2 separate regions of the Homo sapiens genome follow, and region 1 is linked to region 2. Evidence: chromatin loops called from intact Hi-C (ENCODE). Cell type or tissue: ovary. All regions are shown on one strand. Links, peaks and the distances in the headings refer to the core of each region. The heading gives the core; the rest is flanking DNA.

What was found. Peaks named below come from ENCODE experiments on the same cell type or tissue, not always from the same donor. Only the 100,000 strongest peaks of a DNase experiment are listed, where the experiment ranks them.
Region 1: it touches region 2 in a loop (2.1-fold over the local background); 1 of 110 quality-filtered maps calls a loop at or near these places.

What each region holds. Positions count from the first base shown.
Region 1 is chr11:1,003,907-1,008,414 of GRCh38, reverse strand. AP2A2 (adaptor related protein complex 2 subunit alpha 2) reads right to left here. Exons shown (of 22, transcript NM_012305.4): 17 at 1,798-1,887; 18 at 280-403. Among named protein-coding and RNA genes, the nearest start is that of MUC6, 31 kb to the left of the region's middle. In ovary, for the core only: no CTCF peak of the experiment used is centred there; a DNase peak (open chromatin) is centred at 2,303; H3K27ac peaks cover 534 bases.
Region 2 is chr11:857,615-861,859 of GRCh38, reverse strand. The region is part of intron 3 of TSPAN4 (tetraspanin 4); the gene reads right to left. Among named protein-coding and RNA genes, the nearest start is that of TSPAN4, 17 kb to the right of the region's middle. RefSeq lists enhancers at 800-1,334, 1,335-1,867, 1,868-2,401, 2,402-2,935. In ovary, for the core only: no CTCF peak of the experiment used is centred there; DNase peaks (open chromatin) are centred at 1,909 and 2,647; H3K4me3 peaks cover 412 bases; H3K27ac peaks cover 625 bases.

The sequences.
Region 1 (4,508 bases), core at 203-4,202, 150 kb before region 2:
CACCCCATGAGGTGGGCCCCATGGTGCCCAGAAAGATCCTAGCAAGGCCCCATGTGGGAGCTGCCACCTGCCGTCCCGGAGCCCAGGGCTCCGCCTCCCCTTGTTTCCTGCGCTCTGCAGAGCCGGGGGCAGCAATAGCTCAGGCCGCATCCATGCACCGTGAGCACCCGCACGCCCCGGGTCCCCTCAGGAAGGACACGGAGGCACAGTCATGGAGCCCAGGCACACAGCTCAGGCGCCCACACACCCCTTGGCCCGGGGCGCACAGGCGGCTCTTACCTGAACTGAATGTTGAGGACTGGCGCCTCCGTGAAGTCGGACACGCACTCTATGTTGACCACCTGCTGCACCTGCGCGCCCCCCTCCACGGTCGGGTCCACGGGCTTGGTCTGCAGGTTCAGGTGTGCGTGCGTTAAGGAATCCAGCTGAGCAAGTCCCAGTGGCAGAAGCGGAAACGGGCCGGGCTAGAGCCCCAGCAGGACCCGTGGAGGCGAGCACACTCACCACACTCTAGGACCACCAGCTACGGGTCGAGGGCAGCCACACCACCCGGCCCTGCCCTTCCACCCAGACAATCCTCAAAACACTGTCTGCTTCTCACGCTTCCAGAATGGCTCCTCCATTTTAAAAAGTCACTTAGATTATATACTACTTGTCTGTTTTCACTCTGAGCCTCGGCTCTGGGTCTTACACACACAATTTTTGTCACCGTTAGCAGAAACTGGTGCTTAGTAGGGCAGGAAAACTTTAAGAATCCCAGGAATAGCAGGCTCCTGAAACAGCGAGACACAGAAAAGAGCCTGCCCTGCTGGGACCAGGGTTGTTTTCATGCTGGAAAACAAGGGTTTGCCTACAGCCTCTCCTGAAGAAACAGTGACAGCAGCAAAGCTGGGTCCAGGAGGCAGCGGGGTGCAGGCCTCTCCTTCCCTCTGGGTCGTGTGCCGCCGGCCACTCAGCTGCTGGGCTCGCTGCCGCCTCGAGCCAAGTGGACCCCGAGGGAGAGACCCCTAAAGAAGGGCGCAGTAGGAGTCAGAGCTTCCACTCCAGATTCCAAACAAAGTCTTTAATACAGGTGCTCCTGCATGTGTATTTTTAATGACTGTTTTGAAACAGCTTGAACAGTCTGCATTAAAACATGTTCATGTTAAAATGAACAGACCAGCCAGTGGCAAGGAGGATGTTGCTTCACTCAGGTCGCTGACCATAAATCCCCAGGTGTCACCATCTCTGGTCAAGCTGGGGTCTTCACGCTAACTCTATTTGGCGGGCCTATCCTTAGAGGTAGAGACGTTAGCGTCTCCCTGTTTTAGCTGGGGAAGTTCTAGGAACGCTTCTGGCATTACGAAGGGAAAATCTTCAGTCTAAAAGCTCTGCCAGAAGCACACACAAGCTCGGCTGGGGTGCGCACCGCGCTCCAGTCCCCACTGGCGCCTCCCACACTCTGCAAGCAGCAGCTCTGTGAGGCTTCGGAGAGGAGGGGTTTAAAGATCACGTCACAGGAGAGTAAGAGCAGGTGAAAAGGAAAGGGACTCACACTGGCCAGATGGAAGGGGAGGAGGCATGTACACGGTATTTTTAGGTGCATGATCAAAAGCTGGCTCTCCAATATGGAAGACTGCCTGTTTTCCTTCTCCTGCCCAGCACCATAGGCAGATTACGACTGCCTGATTTTCATATAGCATCTGGAATTATCTCGCTATTTTAACAAAATAAGAAAACCAAAAAACTTCCTCAAAAGCCTCCTCTAAGCCCCACATTATGCTGTCTGCGGGCATGGGGCAATGAAGCCAAGGATATTAGGCTGAAGGTCGTCTGAACAGATTAGTGTTGGGGTAAAGTTTAGGAACTGCGTGGAGGTCTTATTACCATAAAAGATAAACATCCGACCTAGAAGGAACAAAAACAATTTTTTCACACACACCATTTCACACTTACCCTGAATATTTACCCTGAAAAACAAGAGCCCCCCACAATCTTCAGCTGAATTTAAGTTCACTGTTGTGATGTATGACTGTTGTTAAAATTAAGAACAAATTTTTTCCAGTTTTAGAACGAGCACACCAGTGCTGGTAACACGGGCCGGGTATCTCCTCCAGTCAGAGGTAACTTCCGCCCTCCAGCACCCTCCTCCCTCGGCCCCTCCTGCGCACCCACACGGGATGGGTGAGATCACACGCATATGCACGGGGAAGGACCCACAGAACGCCCCGTCTGCAGGCTGGGCTACAGCTGGAGGGGCCTGCCAAGCATCTTTTCCAGGGACGCCACAATCACACAGGCCTCTGCCGGCCCCGCCCCATGACTGCAACATGCAAACACACGCACCGGCCCCGGCTGCCTCCTGTCAGGGGACCCGGCTGGGCACGCGTCCAGCACAGCATCGGTGTTGCACACTAGCCCTCACTGCAGCGGCTCAGCCACGGCACAGGTGCACATTTAGGATGTGTCGCTGTTTTTATTTATATCACAGTAAAAAATCTTTGTGAACATCTGTATACCCCTTGAATTCAGAAAGGAAATCTCAAATATTTTGAAAACAGTAAACAGTTTGGCATCACTCCTCCCACAATTTAAAAACCCAAAACCAACACCTCGTGAAGCTATCACGGCCCAGAGCTTAAAAACTTAAACCAGGACTAAAGGCACCACCTGTTTTCAATGCAGCGTTTCCCACAGGAATCACTCTGACAACCCTCACTTTTCTAACAGACCCCTGGCGGGCAGAGGACTAATTCTCTTTTTTCACATTCTTTCTGTGTTTTTCACAGATGAGAGAGAGAGCAGTCCTGAGGAGGCTCAAGGCAGGCGCTGAGAGGAGGCAGGTCCGCAGCCAGGGCCCCTGCAGCCACAGGGTTCCGTGCACAGCATTTTTTTACACTCAAAGGCTTTTTTATGTCTTTCTCCTAAATTGTGGTAAAATACACTAACATTCACCTTCCTAGCCATATTTAGGTGCACACAAGGGCACAGGAAGTGCATCCACACTGTGCAGCTGCTGCCACCACCACCATCTCCAGAACGTTCTCATCTTCCCAAACGGAACTCTGTCCCCATTAAACACCAATTCCCCATCCCCCTGGCCTAGGCCCTGGCATCCCCCAGCTACGTTCTGTCTCTACGAAGTCACTGCTCTAGGGACCGCATGAGTGGAGCCACACAGGATTTGTCCAGGTGTCTGGCCCGTGTCACTGAGCACCATGTCCTCAAGGTGCATGTGTGCTGCTTTATGCATCAGAATTTCATTCCTTTCTGCCGTTTGATGGCTGAATAATATTCCACTGCGTCGACAGACCACATTTCGTTTAATTAGGCATCCACCCATGAACATCTGGGCTGTTTCTAACTTTCGGTGATTGTGAATAGTGCTGCCATTGGACATGGGTGGACAGGTACCTCTTTAAGACCCAGCTTTCAATTCTCTGGGGTCTGTACCCAGACGTGGAACTGCTGGGTCACAGAGTAATTCCATCTTCTTTTGTGTTCTGAGGAACTTCCCACAGTGCCCGCACTACTGTACATTCCCACCAGCGGCGTACAAGGCTCCAACGTCACCACGCCCTGCAGACACTCTTTTTCCTTTTTGGTTATTTATGCATACATAAATAATGATGTATGCATTATTTATGAATGAATGAATGAACGACAGGGTCTCGCTCTGTTGCCCAGGCTGCAGTGCAGTGGCAAGATCTCAGCTCACTGCAGCCTCAAACACCTGGGCTCAAGCGATCCTCCCACCTTTGCCTCCCAAGTAGCTGGGACCACAGGTGTGCACCAGCACGTCTACCTAATTTTTGTATTTTTTGTAGAGATGGGGTCTCACAATGTTGTGCAGGCTGGTCTCAAACACCTGGGCTCAAGTGACCCTCCCACCTCGGCCTCCCAAAGTGCTGGAATTATAGGCCTAAGTCACCAGGCCACCAGGCCAGTCTGTTTATTTATTTATTTACAGAGTCTCACTCTGTTGCCCAGGCTGTAGTGCAGTGGCATGATCTTGGCTCACTGCAACCTCCGCCTCCCAGGTTCAAGTGATTCTCCTGCCTCAGCCTCCCAAGTAGCTGGGACCACAGGCACACACCACTACACCCAGCTAATTTTTGTATTTTTATTAGAGACAGGGTTTCACCATGTTAGCCAGGCCAGTCTCGAACTCCTGGCCTCAAGTGATCTGCCTGCCTCGGCCTCCCAACATGCTGGGGTTACAAGCGTGAGCCACTGCACAGGCTGCTTGTTTGTTTTCTAACAGCCATCCTGGAGGGGTGAGGTGGTAGCTCACTGTGGTTTTGATTGGCACTTCCCTCGTGACTTTGTCCATCTTTTCAGGTGCTTATTGAGCATTCCTGTATTTTCCCTGGAGAATGTCGTCTTTTCAACAACTTTGCACCCACCCCCACCTCCCCGCCACCCCCTCTGGTTGTAGAGATGGGGTCTTGATGTGTTTGCCCAGGCTGTTCTTTTGCCCATTTTTTAATTGGGCTGCTTTCTTACTGAGTTATGGGAGTTCTTTTTAT
Region 2 (4,245 bases), core at 246-4,245:
CCTCCTCCGCCTCCCAGGTTCAAGTGATTCTCCTGCCTCAGCCTCCCAAGTAGCTGGGATTACAGGCATGCCCCCACCACACCCGGTTAATTTTTTGTATTTTTAGTAGAGATGGTTTAGCCACAATAGTCTTTTTTGTTTTTTTTTTGATACCGAGTCTCGCACTGTCACCCAGGCTGGAGTGCAGTGGCGCGATCTCGGCTCACTGCAACCTCCGCCTCCCGGGTTCACGCCATTCTCCTGCCTCAGCCTCCCGAGTAGCTGGGACTACAGGCGCCCGCCACCACGCCCAGCTAATTTTTTGTACTTTTAGTAGAGACAGGGTTTCACCGTGTTAGCCAGGATGGTCTTGATCTCCCAACCTCGTGATCCACCCACCTCGACCTCCCAAAGTGCTGGGATTCCAGGCGTGAGCCACCACGCCCAGCCGCCAGGATGGTCTTGATCTCAATCTCCTGACCTCATGATCAGCCCGTCTCGGCCTCCCAAAGTGCTGAGATTACAGGCATGAGCCACCGCGCCCGGCCAAGTTATGATTTCTTACAGCCACATGGGCACTGGTGGGAACAAAGCAGGCGGGTCCCACAGGAGCACCTGCCACCCGGAGGGCCACCTCCTGCAGTGTCTGTAACCGCCAGAGCTCTTACTGTGTTTCCTAAGTGCTTGTTCTTATAAAAATCAATTAAAACAGGAAGAGGCAGGGGGAGACGAGGGGGTGCTGCGCCCAGAGAGAGGGTGCTAGGCTGCTGGCCCAGCAAGGCCTCAAGGGAAGCAGGGGTCCGCCAGGACCCCACCTTCAGACAGAGGCCTCGGGCTTGGGCCGTTTCAGGATGAGACGGGAGATATGTTCCAGGCCTGGGCACGGGACAAGCAGTCCCCCGAAAATGCTGACCAGCTCCCGGTCTGCAGCGTGGGTGCCCAGGTGGGTGGTGGGTAGACGTCCTGGGGTGCCGACGGTTGACTGGTTCTGGGGAAGGGCCGCGCAGCCCTGGGGGATCCCTGCCCCACCCTGGACTGGACAGGACTTGGGAATGGGCTGGCAAAGCCACCCCTCAACCTGATGAAACCCCTTGGAGCACCCAGACCACATGCCTGAGGACAGGCTCAGACCCCAGGCTCTGGGGGTTCCCGGGGGACTACCAGAAGCCCCAAGTCACCCCATAAAAGCCTCCCAAGCCCCAGTGGCCAGACTCACACCCCACTTTCCAGACAGAAACCAAGGCTGGGATAGCTGCTGGCCACCAGCAGCCGCCCCACCCCCACCTGCAACACCAGCCCAGCTCAAGACAGGCCTGGGGCCTCCACCCTGGCAGGGCCCACGGAGGGCCCATGAGCCCCAACACTCTTGCCTCAGGGGGCCTGGGGGTGGGAGATGCCCCCTCCTCGTGTGCACGCTCACCTGCCCCTCCCTGAGCAGTGCATCAGCCAGCGCCAGGCTGGAGGTTGGAGGCCGCCACCCTTTTACTGGCTGGCTGGCAGGCAGGAGGCTGTGCTGGGGAGATGGGACACAGCTCCCTGCCCAAGGGCCAGCATGGCTGCTGGTGCCCCAAGATTCAGGCCAGGCCTGTCACTGGTGTCTTCGGTCCCTCTGGGCTCCACAGGGTAAAATCCCCTCAGAGCAGATTCCCCCCACTGCTGGGGCCCCACAAGTCCCACACACGCTCAGGCCATCCTGGGGAGAAGGCAGGCTCTGTCCTTCCCCGGCCTTCCAGAGGTAGCATCTCCGCTTAAAGTTCAAAACAGAACGCTGTCCGGAGGCTGCCAGCGCAGGACCTATCTTGGGAAGCTCTGCTGAGCCATTGGCTCCTGGTGCCTGCTGAGCTCTGACACCCACGCCCAGAGCCCCTCCCCAGCAGGCCAGGCACAGCGCACAGGGGAGCTGGACAGACTGGGTGCAGGAAGAGGGGTCACCCCTGTGCTCTGGGCCCCAGGATTGGGAGTACCGAGGCAGGGGCTGACTTGCTGGCTCTGACCACACAGCCCCTCGTGGCTGCAGGGAGCCAATAGGAGACCTGGGCACAGTGCCCAGCCTGGGTGTGGCTTCTGAGCAAAGCCAGCCCCAGAAGCAGCTTAGGGTGATAGGGGAGGCTTCCCAGGAGACCAGGAAGAGGCTTGGGGGTGGCAGCCAGCACAGCCCGGTGGAGGGCGGCCCGGAGACGCACCAGGGGACGGATGCATGAACCTGAGACGTGTGAGTCAAGTTGTGTGTGAGCCCGGGATGCATGGGAGCTGGGGTGCATGTGAGCAGGGGTACATGGGAGCTGGGGTGCGTGTGGGCCCGGGGTGCATGAGTGAGGGTGTGTGTGAGCCGGAGTGCATGTGGGCCCGGGGTGCGTGTAAGAGGGGGTGCGTGTGAGCCCGGGGTGCGTGTGAGCCCGGGGTGCGTGTGAGCCCGGGGTGCGTGTGAGGGGGGTGCGTGTGAGCCGGGGTGCGTGTGAGAGGGGGTGCGTGTGAGCCGGGGTGCATGTGAGCCCGGGGTGCGTGTGAAAGGGGGGGTGCGTGTGAGCCCGGGGTGCGTGTGAGCCCGGGGTGCGTGTGAAAGGGGGGGTGCGTGTGAGCCGGGGTGCACGTGAGCCAAGGTGCGTGTGGGCCAGGGTGTGTGTGAGTGGGGGTGTGTGTGAGCGGGGATGAGTGTGGGCTGGGGGTGGGTGTGTGAGCCTGGGTGCATGTGAGGGGATGCGTGTGACCTGGGGTGCGTGTGAGCCGGGGTGCATGTGAGCCCAGGGGTGCGTGTGAGCCAGGGCACGTGTGAGCCCGGGGGTGCGTGTGAGCCGGGGTGCATGTGTGCCGGGGGTGCAAGCTGTTGGTGTGAGCCCGGGGGTGCGTGAGAGCTGGGGTGCATGTGAGCGGGGATGCGTGTGACCCAGGGGTGCGTGTGAGCCGGGGTGCATGTGTGCCGGGGGTGCAAGCTGTTGGGGGTGTGAGCCCGGGGGTGCGTGAGAGCTGGGGTGCGTGTGAGCGGGGATGCGTGTGACCCAGGGGTGCATGGGAGCCGGGGGTGCATGGGAGCCCAGGATGCGAGCCGGGGGTGCGTGTGAGCGGGGGTGGGAGGCGAGGTGCATGCAAGCGGGGGTGCATGTGAGCCGGGGTGCGTGTGAGCGGGCGTGAATGTGAGCCAGGTGCATGGGAGCCTGGGGTGTGTGGGAACCGGGGTGCATGTGAGCGGAGGTCCGTGGGAGCCTGGGGTGCGTGGGAACTGGGTGAGCAGGGTGTGTGAGCGGGGTGCGTGTGGGCCGGAGTGCGTGTGAGCCGAAGTGCGTGTGAGCAGGGGTGCGTGTGAGCCGGGAGTGCATGTGAGCCTGGGGTGCATGGGAACCGGGGTGAGTGTCAGCGGGGGTGGGATCCGGGGTGCATGTGAGCCAGGGTGTGTGTGAGCCAGGGTGGATGTGTCTGGAGTGTGCAGGACCAGAGGCCAGCTCCGTGGCAGAAGTGCCAGGGGACATCCCTAATTAAGAGAATCTGTCCTCACTGGGAGCACTGGGCTTGGGGCACAGCCCCAGGGTGGGCAGGGGTCTGCCAGCTCTACAAAGATGCCCCCACTTCCCGGGGGACCTGGCCCTGCTATGGGATGCACCAGCAGCTGGGGGATGGGCTGTCCAGGGTGCTGACTGTGAACGCGGCGCCCCCACCCACCCCTTTGGAGAGGTGTCCCTCGTAACATTCTGGAGCACAGGAGAGGCCTGGACAGGCAATGGCCCACTCAATGGTCCCTCCAGACCGTCGGGCACAAGGTCACACACACCATGTACAGACAAGGCCATGCGGAACTGAGGGGCATTCCCGAGCACACAGGAACCCCAGCCTGCCCCTGGGCTGTCCCCATATCCTCCCGCAGTTCCCAGGTCTTGTGGAGGGGCAGACAGGGCACCAGGGGGACCCACAAACGGCCTGACACCATCACTGCCCCAAGAACTGGGCAGAGAAGGGATATGGCCCTGGGTCCAGATCACCAGGTGATGAGGGCAGGAGGTCAGAGGGAAACGAGGCCCCAGGAGAGGAGATGGCCATCAGCAGCTCAGAGTACATCCTGGCCTCAAGCGCCAAGCAACCCCACAAGTCTCATTCCAGACGAAATGCCCAGGCTGGGGGTGAAGGTCCCTGAACTGAGGGGAGGTGCTAGCACAACAGAGAAAACTGTCATTTAAAACCCAAACTGGGGCCGGGCGTGGTGGCTCACACCTGTAATCCCAGCACTTTGGAAGGCCGAGGCGGGCAGATCACGAGGTCAGGAGATGGAGACCATCC